Regions from separate parts of the Mus musculus genome. Here regions 1, 2, 3 and 5 are each linked to region 4. A link is a contact called in ENCODE Hi-C data. All regions are on one chromosome and are shown on one strand. Each heading gives the region's core, a stretch centred on a gene start or an enhancer-like site at or near the end of the contact. The rest is flanking DNA. Distances are from core to core; before and after follow the strand shown. Region 1 overlaps Tyw5 (tRNA-yW synthesizing protein 5). Region 2 has its middle 7.6 kb from the start of Asb1. Region 3 has its middle 18 kb from the start of Gm26206. Region 4 has its middle 65 kb from the start of Cr2. Region 5 holds the start of 1700066B17Rik (RIKEN cDNA 1700066B17 gene).

Region 1 (2,700 bases), core at 74-2,573, about 140 Mb after region 4:
TCCTGTCATAAAGCAGTCCATATCTTGTTAAAATAGTATTGTGAGTTACTTTACTAAAAACATGAATATCATCATATCTGAGAAAAGATTGTACCCAGTTGTTTTTTTAAAAATTATTTTATTTCTAAAGTATATAGACTTTACCATTTCTAAAAGGAATTTACCATTTCTAAAAGATTATGAATCTTATTAAATATTATAATATCAACATCTGAAAAATAGTGTCTGTATTCAATAGTGTCTGTATTCAATAAATACATATTAGTTTAGATGCTCATAAAATTTCCATGTTGTTAGTAACTATGATAATATGGTTAATATTTGTAATTAATACTTATGACTTAACTGAATACTTGGATTATAAAGACCAAAAGTAATGGAGTTTTCTGGCCATTTTCACTTGTGTAATTCTATTTGCTGTATCAATACATTTGTAGTCCTAAACTATTGATACCTTTATTCAGTGGTAGAATTAACTTTTGAAACACCCATAAACAGTAAAGATCAGGTGACATACTCAGTTAGACTGTAAATTCCTTGAGCATAAGGAGCCATGTTCTTGCTAAGTTCTATATTCCCCATAGAGCAGCACTCTTCCTACAGCTGGCTCATGACCGTGGTGCGCTGACTGACTACTGTTCTCCTTTCAGCAACAACGCTGTTATCTTAAGTCTATTGCCATTTTGTAAATTAAAGTTTTGGTTTTCATAGTTTTAGAACATTATTTTAGCTATGTAGTTTTCTCTTATTCTGTTTAGATTTTGTAGGTTATATTTGCATGTATTTTAATATAAAACCAAGATTCCCATCTTTAGACTTAATTATCAGAATGTTAGCTTGTTCTGGTATATTAACAAGTGAAAGAAGATTCCGAAAGACCTTATAATTAAAATCTAAACTGTTGTAAGATTACTTTTATAAATAAAAAAGTATTGTTTTTCCATGAGCACTCTTAGAATGTATGTCTCTATGGCTTAAACCCTCCTTTCACAAGACTAAAACATTTCTTGGCATGATTATCATTCCATCTGTTACACTGAGGTGTTCTTTAATATTCTTCTAGCACTTCCATTTTGAAAATGTTAGTTGCAAACAGTAAACTTTCTAGTGAAAAGGAAAAAATAGCTCAGTAATGTGGTCAAGTTTCCTCTTTATCACCACTATACTACAAAGAATTAGCTGTAGCTAAAAAAATAGAGGATGGGTCTATGTACCTTAGAAATATAAAAGCTAAAGCAACAGTGCATGCTGCCCAAGTTAGAACCAGATTGCCACTGGAACAGGAAGTGCTTGAGACCGATGACAGTATTGAGTCACAACGGACCAGGCATAGTCTTTAAATAATTAAAATGTTCTGTGTACACAGTGCTCCATGTTCTGATGTGGTTGTGTAAATTAGGAAGTGTAAACATGTAACACAAAAGACTGTCCTGAATCTGAGAATCTCAAAGCCAATACAAGCTAGATGGAAAGATGACAATTCCTCAGGCAATGAGAACAAGGGCTGTGCTCCTGACACTGAGCTAGCTGGCAGATAAGTGAGTGACTGGAAAGCAGGGAGCATGCAAGCGACGGGAGCTTGCTACAGACTGCCTTTATGCAACTTGTGATATTTCACTGACATTTGTTTTTTTTAAACTGTAGGTTTTATTTTTAACTTTTTTTAAAAACAACTTTCTGCAGCTTTATGGTTCCATAATGTAGTTTCTGAAGAGTTTGGAGTGGGGGTGAATATCTTCTGGAAGCACCTTCCATCGGAATGCTATGACACAACAGATACCTATGGCAACAAAGATCCTGTAGCGGCATCCAGAGCTGTGCAGATCTTGGACAGAGCTTTGAAAACACTGGCTGAATTACCAGAGGAATACAGGGACTTCTATGCACGCCAAATGGTCTTACGTATTCAAGACAAAGCCTACAGCAAGAACTTTGAGTAAAAAATGAACTAAATGTAATACAATTTTAAAAATAAATAAAAAGCAGCTCAAGTATTTGAAAACTATAACAAGATAAAAAATTTAAAGATGTTTTTTAAAATAGGAAAGATAAGTCTGAGATTTATAGTATAAAAGGAGATGTATATCTGATATCTACTGGTATAGATTGAAAATGCTTAACGGGACCATTCTTTAGCTTTAAGATGTAAATAAAATTTGGAGTTAATAAAAAATCTATTGAATCACACTACATAAAGTCTATTGGTGGAGTGGCCGTCTTTGTTTTTTTTCCAAGGATTTAGTGATACCACCAAAACCTTGTTCACCCCACCCCCACCCTACTGTCTTTCAACCACAGGATTGGCATTATCCTAGGTCTAGCTACCCTCGTGGTCATGGGATGATTGCCAGTAGCAGCTGGGGCCTTGTGTGTCTTCATTTGTATGCAGTGGAGGAGTCTGGCTGGAATCCACAGGCACTGTCTTACATGAAGCAGCTTTTCAGAATTCTCTTAGCCTTAATGCTTTGAAATGTTGTCTTCAACCCTGTCCATCAGTGAGTCTGTTGTTACCTCATGCAATAAAATTACACATAAGAGTGGGCTGCTCTTCCTTGAGGTACAGGAAAGTGTATTAAGAGAGCAGAATGGTTAAGGTTAGATATTTAAGAAAATTTACAGGGGGATTTGAATAAGGACTTATCAGGACTAAGAATAAATAGATTTGATAGTGTGATAGATCATGAGTTCTGGGATTTATCC
Region 2 (2,700 bases), core at 29-2,528, about 100 Mb after region 4:
TGGAGTCTGAGGGCGCTCCTTGGGCAGAGATGGAACCCGCCTAGGCATGGTGCTTTCTGTGCGCTGGTACTGAGAGAGACTTAGAGCTGAAGCAGTCTCAGCCTGGAGTGGAAGAGGGCTGGCACCGGAACTCTCAGGCAGCAGAGGATCCGAGGTGGAGCCAATGCCAGCTCAGGAAGCTTAACGGCGACCGCGACCAAGGGGCTCCAGAACACAGAACTGCAGTTTCACAAGGGTAAGCTGGGACTTAGCTCCTCGGAAGCCTGGACTCTTCCCCCCACGGTGCTTCCTCACTGCCAGGTGACATTTCTCTCCCACAAGATTTGGTTTCTGTCAGTTGGGCTCACAAACCTAGTATTGATGGTAATGACCCCTTAAAGCCAGACTCTGCCCCTTAGCCAGACATCAGAGGCCCTTCATTAGGGAAGCCTAGCTACCCCTATCCCTGCTGCCCCTCCTTATACACACACACAGACATGACTTCATTGCCTCCTCACTCTCTCCCAGGAACTGTTTCTCCAGTTCCCCAGCTGTCCTATCTGACCAGCAGGACAGTGGGCTCCCAGCCCTGCTCCACCCACGTGGCCTGAGGCATTTATCTCCTCACCTCACCCCTTCTCACAGATGCCCCAGAAGCTATCTCCTGCAGACACCCATTCTCCCCCTGCTGGGATGAGTGTGTGTTTCTCATGAGAACCTGCCTGGGCTTATGGGAACAAGTGGGTCAATGCCACTAAACAGCCAGAGCCAACAAGATCCAGAAAAGCAGGGACCATCAAAGTGGAACTGCGGATCAGAGTAGAATGTTGGAGAGGGGCCTCGAGGAGAACTGGCCCCCATGAGTGCAAGCCAACTATGCGAAGGGTCTTTGCGAATGTCACTGTTGATCCTCAGACCGGAGTCACCTGAAGCAGGGTAGATCCCTAGTATATTCCCCAAAGACATAGATATTAAAGACCTGGATTCCAGTCTGTGGTGCTATTGCAAGTTGGTGGGACCCTCAGGAGGTGGAGCCTAATGGCAGAAAATAGGGTGACTGTGAGTGTGCCATCAGACCGTGCGACTGTGGGACCCAGCCCTTCTCCTTCTTTTACTTTCTGGTCATGCAGTGAGTGCTTTTGCTCTGTCACAAGCTCCCATGAAGCTCAAAAGCTGTGACAGTCTGCTCTGTGGCCTCACTGGCAGGCCCAGCTCCTCACGCTTCAGCCACACCCACATTGTCCCAGAAAGCAACACTCTGATTCCTCTTCTGGGCCAAATCCAGTTGGATCCCCTACTGGACAAAGAGGTACAAGAACAGCTCTCCTAAAGGACTTGGAAGACAGGAGAAGACAAAGAAGTCGCAGCACGACACTGCTCTTAGCTGTGATACTCAAAAGCACTGTTTGGGGGGACTTTTTCTTTCAGAAGTTAATTATTCTCATGCTTAGAATTTATTTCTTCATAGGCCCCAAGCCAAAGGACACAAGCCCAACGGTGGGCTGTGGGCTGCTATGGCATCCAAGGCTCCTGCAGAGGCCACACTGGGGTCAGAGGCAATGGGTTCCTTGGGTAGGGAACCAGCAGAAGGCTATTTCTGAAACCATAAAGACTCAGAACACCCTGTGCTGCAATTAATAAATATCATTGTTGATAGACAGGAACAAAGCCTGCCTTCACTCCTTGATTCGGTGGCCCGTTTGGTGAAGCACTTAGGAACAGGCTCAGCCAACATACACACATAATGGCTTTAATTACATCCTGTGAATTTATTTTTCCAGAGAGAAATATTTCTGAGGGGAAATGTCCATAAAAGCAGCTTTAGCAGAGTGTGATTGTGTGTGTGTGTTTCCTATAGGAAATCTGTTTAGTTTAAATCCCAGCTTGAGGGCACAAAGCCCAGAGCAGCCTGCTGACAGTCCAGAGCGGGTGGTGTGGTGGTCTGGGGCTGTTCCGCCCTTTGCCCTCTGAGATCTTGACTTGGTTCTGCACCCAGTAATTCTGATTTGTTCTTAGGGGAGTGAAGGGGCAATGCTTTTACTGCTGCATGCTGGGCACTGTCCTCTTCCCAACCGAGACCTCTCCTGTTAGTAGGCGACAGAGGACGGGTTTGAGATGGAGTCCCACTTTCTTAGTTTTACGTGGAATCAAAGCATCACAAGTCAATGTTACATTAACATTATATCATATTAACATTAGTATTGTTATATTAACATGCCTTCTTTGCAAACCACTTTTCTTCTTTTATATAACCAACACCAACACCGCAATGGCTATGAACCATTCTTTCTAACCTCTTGTATCTTTGGTTCTCCAGGTTTCGGGATGGGCCTACTATCCAAAGCACTCAATCCAGAATGACAGATGCTGAGCCTGAGCACACAGAGGGGATCCTTAAAACAAAATGAAGTTGCCTCCAGGTTCCTCAGTCACATTACACACCTACTTTCGAGGGCTGAGGAGATGGCTCAGTGGGTAGAGTGCCTGTTGAACAGGCATGAAGAGCTGAGTTTGGGTCTCCAGGCACAGCCACCCAGAACTCCGACCTCAGTGCTGAGGGATGGGAAGGGGCAAAGACAGGAGGATCACAGACAGGCTCTTTCTGGCCAGCCAGTCTAGCTGGAAAAACGATGAGTTCCAGGTTCTGTGAGACTCTGTCTTAACAGGTAAGGCAGGGTATGGAACACCCAACATCCTTCTCTGTTCTCTACACACAGGCAG
Region 3 (2,700 bases), core at 8-2,507, about 190 Mb after region 4:
ATATACAGTTATCATGGTGCTAATAAAACCCAATATTTAGAAAAGAAGGACTGTTATTGATTTTGTCTTTTTGTAAGTCTTTTATTAGTTCTTTTGCTTCCCTTTTCCATGTCCTGAATTCATCACAAACATTGGTAAAAATCTATTAACTAATTCTATTTTTATGTACCGTTATGAAAACCATTTGCCATTAATCTTACTTTACACATCCAAATAGAATAAGGCAATTGCTTTTTGTAATAACAACAACAACAAAAATCATGTTGTTCTAAAATTCAATACCTTAGCACTAGATTTAGATTTAGTTGAATAAACTGCTGTAGGGAACAGAGACAAGCCCAGCACTAGGCAATAAGCCTGCACTGGTAAGTTGTATGGAAAAGGTGTCCTGGTGGTGTCCTAGCTCCTGGAGAGGCCTCTGGTAGCCTTCAGGAGTGTTGTCCTTCAGGCCAGAGTGGAAGCAAGAAAAATATTTTCAGATATATGTTGCTGATCCAATGGAAGAACAAAAATTAAAACCTAAAGAGCAAATATAAACTTAGGAAGTGGGTGCCTGCAACTTCATTAGACAATCCTCAAGTGATCTCAGATACTCGAAAGGGATCTAAGCTGAAACAAGAATAAAAACAGGGAGGAAGATGTGACATTCACTCCCGAGTCACAGCTAGCATCTTAGGAAAGAGGGACACAGAAGAGATGAATGTGGAGAGCAGATGGCAGACACAGAGTACTTTATAAATAGCTGCGTGCAATTCAGACTCTTATCATATCTGGCCACATAGCTTGGCTTCTTCCTGGAAGAAATATATTTTTGGAAAATAGGACATAAAATTTTGGCCCAAATGAAGGAAATCTGCATGCATTTGTTTCACATTTTAGCACATTTCAAACTGTCTTTCACATAAATGGAAAGTAATTAACACAGATACATATCACTAGTACTAAACATGAGATAGCAGAGATATTTTTATTCAAATATAGCCCTTGGAAAATAAACCCAGGCTCTGAATTTCACCCACAGTTAATATTCATTCATTTTAATTTATAAGCTATCTGCCTCTTCTTACTTGTCTGGAAATATTTTTCAAATTTTTGGCATTAAGTAAGTATGCACTTGGGACCCATGATGCATAATGTTTGTTATCCAAGCAAACCCTCAGAGGGTTTTCTTGCACACTCCTGCTCCGTCACTGTGGAGACAAACATAGTTTTCTCTAAAACTGGCAGCCACTGGCTAAGAAAACAATTTCTCCAGGGACATCTCATTCTCCTCCCTTCGCTTCCAAAAGTGTTACTGCTGCTAAAGGATATAAAGCCAAGATTAAGCTCTCTCCAGATGGGAAAAGATATTTTATCAATGGGGAAAAAAAGGAAAAGGCAAAGAAGAGACATAAAGAGTACCTATGACTATATGAACAGTGCTTACTCTTTGCATAAACAAAACATATTCTCAGCTGAGCATGATAAATCCCATCTGTAGTCCCAACTCTGTAGACAAAGAAAGTGCAGAGTCAGTGAAAGTTCAAGGCTAGGCTGGGACACTGTGAGCTCCAGCCCAACCAGGACTTCTGAGCAAAATCCTGTTTCTAGACAACAGAAGGAAGTGGGTGAGTGTACAGAGATGGCAGGAGGGATGCAAAAAGGCAGGCAAAGCAGCAGATATTATAAAGTTCCATTGTAATGCTTTAATCCTTGCTAGTTTTCCATGTAAGTTTTAGGTGAAATAGAAAATGACAGAATCTTCAGGTCCATATATTTCCCTCTTCTTCAGTGTAGATCTTCAGTGAAAAATTTCATAGAGAATGATTAGAAAGGATAGAAGTCTCCCACACTCGTTTCAAAACCAAAAAGTCTACTGTTACAGACTCTACAAATTGTGATGCATCCTGTGGCAGATAAAAGAAATTCGACTGAGAAAAGGAAGTGGGTCAATGTCCTCCCCTCGTGTCTATAAAAGCAACAATCAATGGCTGAAGAGGGGAGAATTCTTAAATAAAGCTGTCTGCAAGGTGATCCCAGAGTCCTTCAGGGATATAGCAAATGTGACTTGTCATCCATTCAGGGTTGGGCTTTCCAATTCATCTGCTCCTTAAGTAACCCAGGTAGTGGTAAACATTTAAAGGTAAGCTCTATTTTCTTGGCAAGTGCTCATGCAGCTCTGCACATGCCCAAGAGCTCTGGACTCATGAATGAAAGACACTCACATACAACATTTATATTTTAGTATGTCTTAACTAGGTCAATGATCAGGCACTTCCAAACTTCTCCATGGCTAGCACACACTCCCCTCCAGCCGTCCTGAGTCAACACTTACTAAATCTGTATTTTTATCTTACTGCCCTTGTTCTTTCTGAGCAGCACTCCCGATGGGGCTGCTTTCCCCCCTGCATGTATGTACATTTCAGCTGTCTCTCCCTCAGGCTCGTCCTATGGCCCTCTCGATGCAGACCCTTTCTTTTCTTCTTCATTTCTTACCTGGGATTACTAAATGTCCCACCTCTGTCTCTCTGCCCAACTATTGGCTGCTGGCAACTTTATTTCCCAATCAGAGTCAACTGGGGACAGGCTTCCTTTAGCCTAAGTGGGAGACAACTTAAACAGGTTTTGGGGCAACATAATTAGCATGAGAACATAAGCCCTACAAACCCCTTTTCCTATAAGTGACCCTTCAACCACGCTTTCATAAGTACCTCCAAAAAA
Region 4 (2,700 bases), core at 38-2,537:
GTTTAACTTTTTCGAATCAGAGTGTCTCCATGTATTTCTGGCTGTCTTGGAGGCTGCTGTGTAGATTGGCTTAGTCTGAAACAACAGACATTTGAAACTTTGTTTACCTAGACAGGCTCTTGGTGTTTTAGGACAATTAATTATATTTATGTCCATATTTATTTTTATCTATTTTTTTTTCTGACTAACAAACTAATCATGTCCGCATGGCATTCAGAAGTAATTCGAGGACAATTAATTTATTTACCTTTTTTATGCATTTTGATTTAAAATAACAATAAAAATAAAAATGATCAATTCATTTGGCATTTAAAAAATAGACCAAAGCAGAAGAAAACCATGGCTGAGGATTTTATGAGGCACTGGCTGGTTTTGGTGCCTCCTCACAGTTTTGCACATGTCATCTGGGTTTAATTATGTTCTGGTCTTCTAGAGGATGATAAATGGAAAACTACCTGGAAATGTAGGTCACATCTTGTAAGGTCCATGTGCAACAAAGTGACAGAACAGAAATTAGAAACTTTCAAACACAAAATCTTACAAGGAGGGGCAGAAACAAAGGTGCACACATGTACACACACACACACACACACATACACACACACACACACACACACACACACCAAGAATAGGGGAAAACAGTGCATGAGATGCATGCGATATGGCTTATGAGAGGCATGGGAAGAACTGGCCTAGGGTGTCTCAAAAGGCTCCACCCTTTCAATCCTGTATAAATGTGGGTTTGCTGGCTCCTGCTTGTAATCACAGCAATCTACAGCTGGAATAAGAAATATCAGATTATCCTCTAAAAAAATAAAATAATTATTTTCTTACCAAAGTAAAAGCATTTAAAGCAAATCACTATAAAAAACTTATTTCTGAAAATAAAATACAAATGGGAATTTTAACCATTCCATTGCTCTTTTAATTTGCTCTAACACAGCATTTAATCTTCCAAAAGGGGGCCAGGCAGTAATGCCCAGAAAGTAACAAGAAACCCCAGGTGTTTCTGAAAAGGAGACCTAAGTAAGGTGGAACAGGCATCTCCGCCTCCCTCCCTGCACTCCCTGTTTTGGTTCTATGCTCCCCTAATTGTGCTGACCGATTGACCAGCCACGTACTTTGACTTAGAGAACAATTTCGCCTGTTTTCACCGCTCCCTGTCATACTTTCGTTTTTTTGGGTGCCCGAGTCTAGCCCGCGTTCACTTAGTTCGGGCGGGACGATGGGGACCGTTTGTGCCACTCGGGAGAAGTGGTGGGTGGGTACGCTGCTCCGTCGTGCGTGCGTGAGTGTCCCATCCTGAGCTCCGGAGGACCCTCCGGAGAGACGGAGTGAGTGAGTGAATGTGGCGGGGCGGCGCGTGAGCGATCTGTATTGGTTTGTTTGGTTGATCGAGACCGTTGTCGGGCGACACCTAGTGGTGACACGTTTCTCCAACACTTCTTTTCCCCAGTCTATGAGGACAGGAAGTCCCTACCTAGAGCTGGCCAGACTTAAGGGGTCCCAGCAAGCCAGCATGTGCTTCCTTTGTCCCGGAGGTGGTGTCATGTTTGGGTATATTCACTATCAGAGTGAATACTGGGAGATCTATGTGGAGAATGTTAGTTGCTGTGCTCTCTACTGAGACAAATTACAGGCTGGCGGCACTTGATCAGGTCAACTAGAAGGCTTAAATCCTGCCCTGGAACTTCATGTTTTCCCTGTCTCCTCCTATTCTGTCCCTGGAGGCAGGGCTCTGGATTTCTGAGGCAAAGAGGATGATGTTGCTCAGGCTTCCAAGCCACTGGGGCCCAGCCCGGTCTCCCTGGAGCTTCAGTGTCTTTTAATTCTTTTAAAATTTCTCCAGGAGCTCCTTGGTCCCTGGGCCCAGGGCTCAAGATTTTTGAGGCTGAGATAATGCTGTGGCCAGGGCATTCTAGCATGGCCCTGTCTGACTACATCTAATCATGGCTATAATGTCAACTGACTTTTTCTTTGAGGCCCGTTCTCATGATTATGCGGATTTTTTGGGGGGTTAGGAAGGGCTCTGTACCAGACATGACTCCCGGGTATACCATGTGGCTTGTGAATTTCCTCCCCATACCTGTTATTGTTTTGATCATTGTAATAGTCCATATTATACCTGGAGAATAAGTGGGAGGCCCCCGGTGCCCCCCACCCCGTTCCCCGCGAGGGGTTGGGGTGGGGTACGCCGGCCTCACGGGCCTCAAACTCCGGGGACAGTGCCAGGTGGGGAGTTTGACTGGGGCGGTACACCTGTCAAACAATAACACAACTGTCCAAAATCGAGCTTTTGGAGGACAGAAACTACACATGCAGCCGAAGGACAAAAGCTCACAACCACACTGGTTGGTGTGGCAGTGCTTGCAGGTAGGCAGGGCTGCAGGGGACCCAGTCATATGGCAGTGAGGCACACCATATTAGAAACAAGACACACTAACCCTCTGAGAAAGGTCAGAAGAAAGGCAGCAGGTGGGAGAGACCACAGTAATGGTGGTCAGCAATGGCAGGAGACTGGATAGCAGCCAGACCTGACAGAAAACAGAGGAGAGTGGAAGCTCATTTACTTACCTGTTGTTTTAGGTTTTTTTCCTTCCTTCCTTCCTTCCTTCCTTCCTTCCTTCCTTCCTTCCTTCCTTCCTTCCTTCCTTCCTTCCTTCCTTCCCTCCCTCCCTCCCTCCCTCTTTCTTCCTTTCT
Region 5 (2,737 bases), core at 198-2,697, about 160 Mb after region 4:
TGCTCCGTAGCCTGTGGGAACTGCCAGCACTCACTGGGACTGGGAGCACAGTGGAATCAGGCTCAGAGCGCAGGTGAGGACTGGGAGCTGCATTTTATTTCGAAATCACAACATCTCATTAGTCCTTTTCCCCGACACCTTTGATGTTTTCATGAGATATATTACTTTTTGCAATTAAAAAAAAAACCATTTTGCTTGATAACTATACACCCAGCTTTTAGATGGGTATAAGAAAGCAATATTTAAAAGGACCAAGGATTTGAATGAGATTGACCATGGCTAGGGATGACATTATGCCTTTTTCTTCCACCTCCAAAATCCATGTGTTGCGGCGATGCCCATCTCCCGTGTCCCAGAATGGAGTTCATTTAGAGAAAATGAGTTTACAGAGATGATTAAGACAAAGTCATTAGGGAGAACTAATCTAATATGATTAGTGTCCTTATAAGAGAAGGAAATTAGATACATATATAAACGGAGGTAGAATACAAGGCCACAGGAGAAGGCCCACCATCTATAAATCAATAAGACAGCCTACAGAAGAAACCAGCTGCTATAGTTCAGAGATGACTTGAGTGTCCTCCTCAAAGGGTCATGTGTGGGAAATTTGGTTCCCAGTGTGGCAGTGTAAGGTGGTTGAACCTTTAAGAGGTGGGGCCTATCGGGAGGTGGTTAAGTTTTTGTGGATGCTGCACTAGGCAGGGATTGATAGAGTTGTGACACTCTGGTCAGGTCCTTGGAGATCAAGCTATAGAGCCTGAATTTCTCTGATTTCGGATCTTGCTATCCGATTTCAGCACATGTTCCTGCAGGGAGGCCCTCACCAGAGCTGAGTGACAATCAGGGCTGTGCTCTTGGACTTGAAGATGTATGAGTTAAATAAAACCTCTTTCTTTACAAAGAACCCAACACCAGGCAGTTTTGTGGTTTTTTTTTTTTTTTTTTTGTAGCAGTGGAAAATAGACTGATATACCAACACTGATGCCATCTTGGACGTCTAGCTTTCAGAGTGGGCAGAAAGCCAATTGTTTTACAATTGTCTTCAGCACCCTGTGATAGTGTGCTATAAACTAGCACCGCCATCTTGCTTTAGAGCTGCAACCTTCCTAATGCTGTGATACTTTCATGCAGTTCCTCATGTTGGGGAGACCCCCCCCCCCAACCATAACATTATTTTTGTTGCTACTTCATAACTGTAAACCTGCTACTGTTACCAATCATAATGTAAATATTTGATATGCAGGATATCTGATATGCTATCCCTATGTAAGGGCTGTTTGGCTCCAGAGGGGCCACTCAGCCAACAGGTTGAGATCTACTGCTTTAGAGGCATAGGAAGATAGAAAAAGCTTTTGGAGATAGGTATGGTGAGGGTGGGGGAGGGGAAAACAGGAAGTGAAGTCACAATATCAAAGGGCATCTCCAACCTGAGGAGCGGTGGTCTGTAGACATCATTACACAGAGGCCGGTGAGAGCATCAGCTCCCAGAAAGCTTCCTGGACTTAAAATCAGGAAGTCGCTGTGACCTTTGAGATGACGCCACTGTTCCAGCAGGGGAAGTCCAGGCACACTGGCTTAGGGAGGGACGCAATGCCACAGTCACGTCTTGATGGCAAGACGTTTCATGTGAAGGCTAGGGACAGATAGGACAGTAGTTACAGGGGCAGAACTGAGAGAGAGCTTTTAAAAAGTGGTTTTACTATTATATCTTAATTGCACATAATAATTGTTTTCATTGTGCATTTTGATCACTTTTATCCCCTCAACATCTTGTCCCTCCCACCCTCCATTAATCCCGTTCCCCTTCTCAACTAGTCCACCTTCTAACCTCATCCCCCCTTCCTTTATTTCATGACCCAGTAAGTTTCATTATTGTTATTTACAGGAGCGCCGGGTTGTTGTTTGTGGGAGCATGGGTGCCTTACACCAATGAAGAAAATATCTTTCCTTTCCCTGTCGACTGTCAGAGAGAGAACGTTTTTAAAGAGTCGGGGAAAGTCCAGGGGAAGCCAAAGACTAGGAGGAAGGGAGGAAGGGGGAGGAGAAAGAGGAGAAAGGGAGGGGGAGGAGAAGAAGGAATGGGGGGAAAGAGGAGGAGGGACCAGAAAAGACCCTGGTGTCTAATCTACCTTTGTTGAAAAAGTCACAGGACGAAGGCAGGTCTGAGGATAGGGCTGGGGGTGGGGTGGGGGTAGGAGAAGGAAGAGGTGCTGTGTGGCATCCCCATTCTGAACAGAGTCTCCCAGCCCTGGACTGCTCCTTTCCTTTAGCCTCCCCTGGCTTGCTCTGATCTCTACTGTTACTGAGTTTAGGAGGTTCTAGGTCTATGCCTGGCTCCCAATGTTTGAGCACCAGCATGTATTACTCAAGGGCTTCCCTAGCTGCTGAACAGGGGCCAGACCATGTTGAAGTCAGCACCGAGGCAAACACACAAACCTTTGAGGTCAGGGATCTGGGCATCCAGAGGAGACCCAGAGCATATTCTTGTTCACCTCGCTCTCCAGCAAAATGCTCCAGTGGTTTTTCCTGGTTGGGCCTCTCTGGGTTCAGTCCCCAGGCAGACCCTTTGTTTTCTTAGGCATTGGTTGCAGAATTACTGGCAGGCTGGACTCTAGGACATTGCCTCCCCCGCTTAGTGGTTTTGAAACTTTCAAAGAGATAGTTCAGTCCATCTTTCAAATAACATTCCAGAAATCCCTAAAATATCAAATGGCTAACGGTTTGTGTTACACATATA

Evidence for each region. Hi-C counts contacts between places; a loop is a spot of excess contacts on that map.
Region 1: a loop to region 4 is called in a map of T-helper 2 cell, with 743 times the contacts of the local background. The contact joins two enhancer-like sites. A Hi-C loop is called at or near these places in 5 of 37 maps with a recorded cell type or tissue (T-helper 1 cell, T-helper 17 cell, T-helper 2 cell and 1 more).
Region 2: a loop to region 4 is called in a map of T-helper 17 cell, with 554 times the contacts of the local background. The contact joins two enhancer-like sites. A Hi-C loop is called at or near these places in 2 of 37 maps with a recorded cell type or tissue (T-helper 17 cell and regulatory T cell).
Region 3: a loop to region 4 is called in a map of T-helper 17 cell, with 1328 times the contacts of the local background. The contact joins two enhancer-like sites. A Hi-C loop is called at or near these places in 5 of 37 maps with a recorded cell type or tissue (T-helper 1 cell, T-helper 17 cell, T-helper 2 cell and 1 more).
Region 5: a loop to region 4 is called in a map of T-helper 2 cell, with 4386 times the contacts of the local background. The contact joins the promoter of 1700066B17Rik here to the enhancer-like site in region 4. A Hi-C loop is called at or near these places in 5 of 37 maps with a recorded cell type or tissue (T-helper 1 cell, T-helper 17 cell, T-helper 2 cell and 1 more).

The regions. Positions count from the first base shown.
Region 1 is chr1:57,387,736-57,390,435 of GRCm38, reverse strand. Tyw5 (tRNA-yW synthesizing protein 5) reads left to right here. Exons shown (of 8, transcript NM_001037742.2): 8 at 1,684-2,192. The coding sequence ends at 1,940. Among named protein-coding and RNA genes, the nearest start is that of 1700066M21Rik, 11 kb to the right of the region's middle. Within about 2 kb of position 1,323, at least 1 of the 3 ENCODE cell types and tissues checked has a DNase peak (open chromatin) inside an H3K27ac peak, as active enhancers do.
Region 2 is chr1:91,531,594-91,534,293 of GRCm38, reverse strand. No RefSeq gene overlaps it. Among named protein-coding and RNA genes, the nearest start is that of Asb1, 7.6 kb to the left of the region's middle. Within about 2 kb of position 1,278, at least 1 of the 3 ENCODE cell types and tissues checked has a DNase peak (open chromatin) inside an H3K27ac peak, as active enhancers do.
Region 3 is chr1:3,118,531-3,121,230 of GRCm38, reverse strand. No RefSeq gene overlaps it. Among named protein-coding and RNA genes, the nearest start is that of Gm26206, 18 kb to the right of the region's middle. Within about 2 kb of position 1,257, at least 1 of the 3 ENCODE cell types and tissues checked has a DNase peak (open chromatin) inside an H3K27ac peak, as active enhancers do.
Region 4 is chr1:195,240,303-195,243,002 of GRCm38, reverse strand. No RefSeq gene overlaps it. Among named protein-coding and RNA genes, the nearest start is that of Cr2, 65 kb to the right of the region's middle. Within about 2 kb of position 1,287, at least 1 of the 3 ENCODE cell types and tissues checked has a DNase peak (open chromatin) inside an H3K27ac peak, as active enhancers do.
Region 5 is chr1:39,846,040-39,848,776 of GRCm38, reverse strand. 1700066B17Rik (RIKEN cDNA 1700066B17 gene) reads left to right here and starts at 1,447. Exons shown (of 5, transcript NR_040465.1): 1 at 1,447-1,468.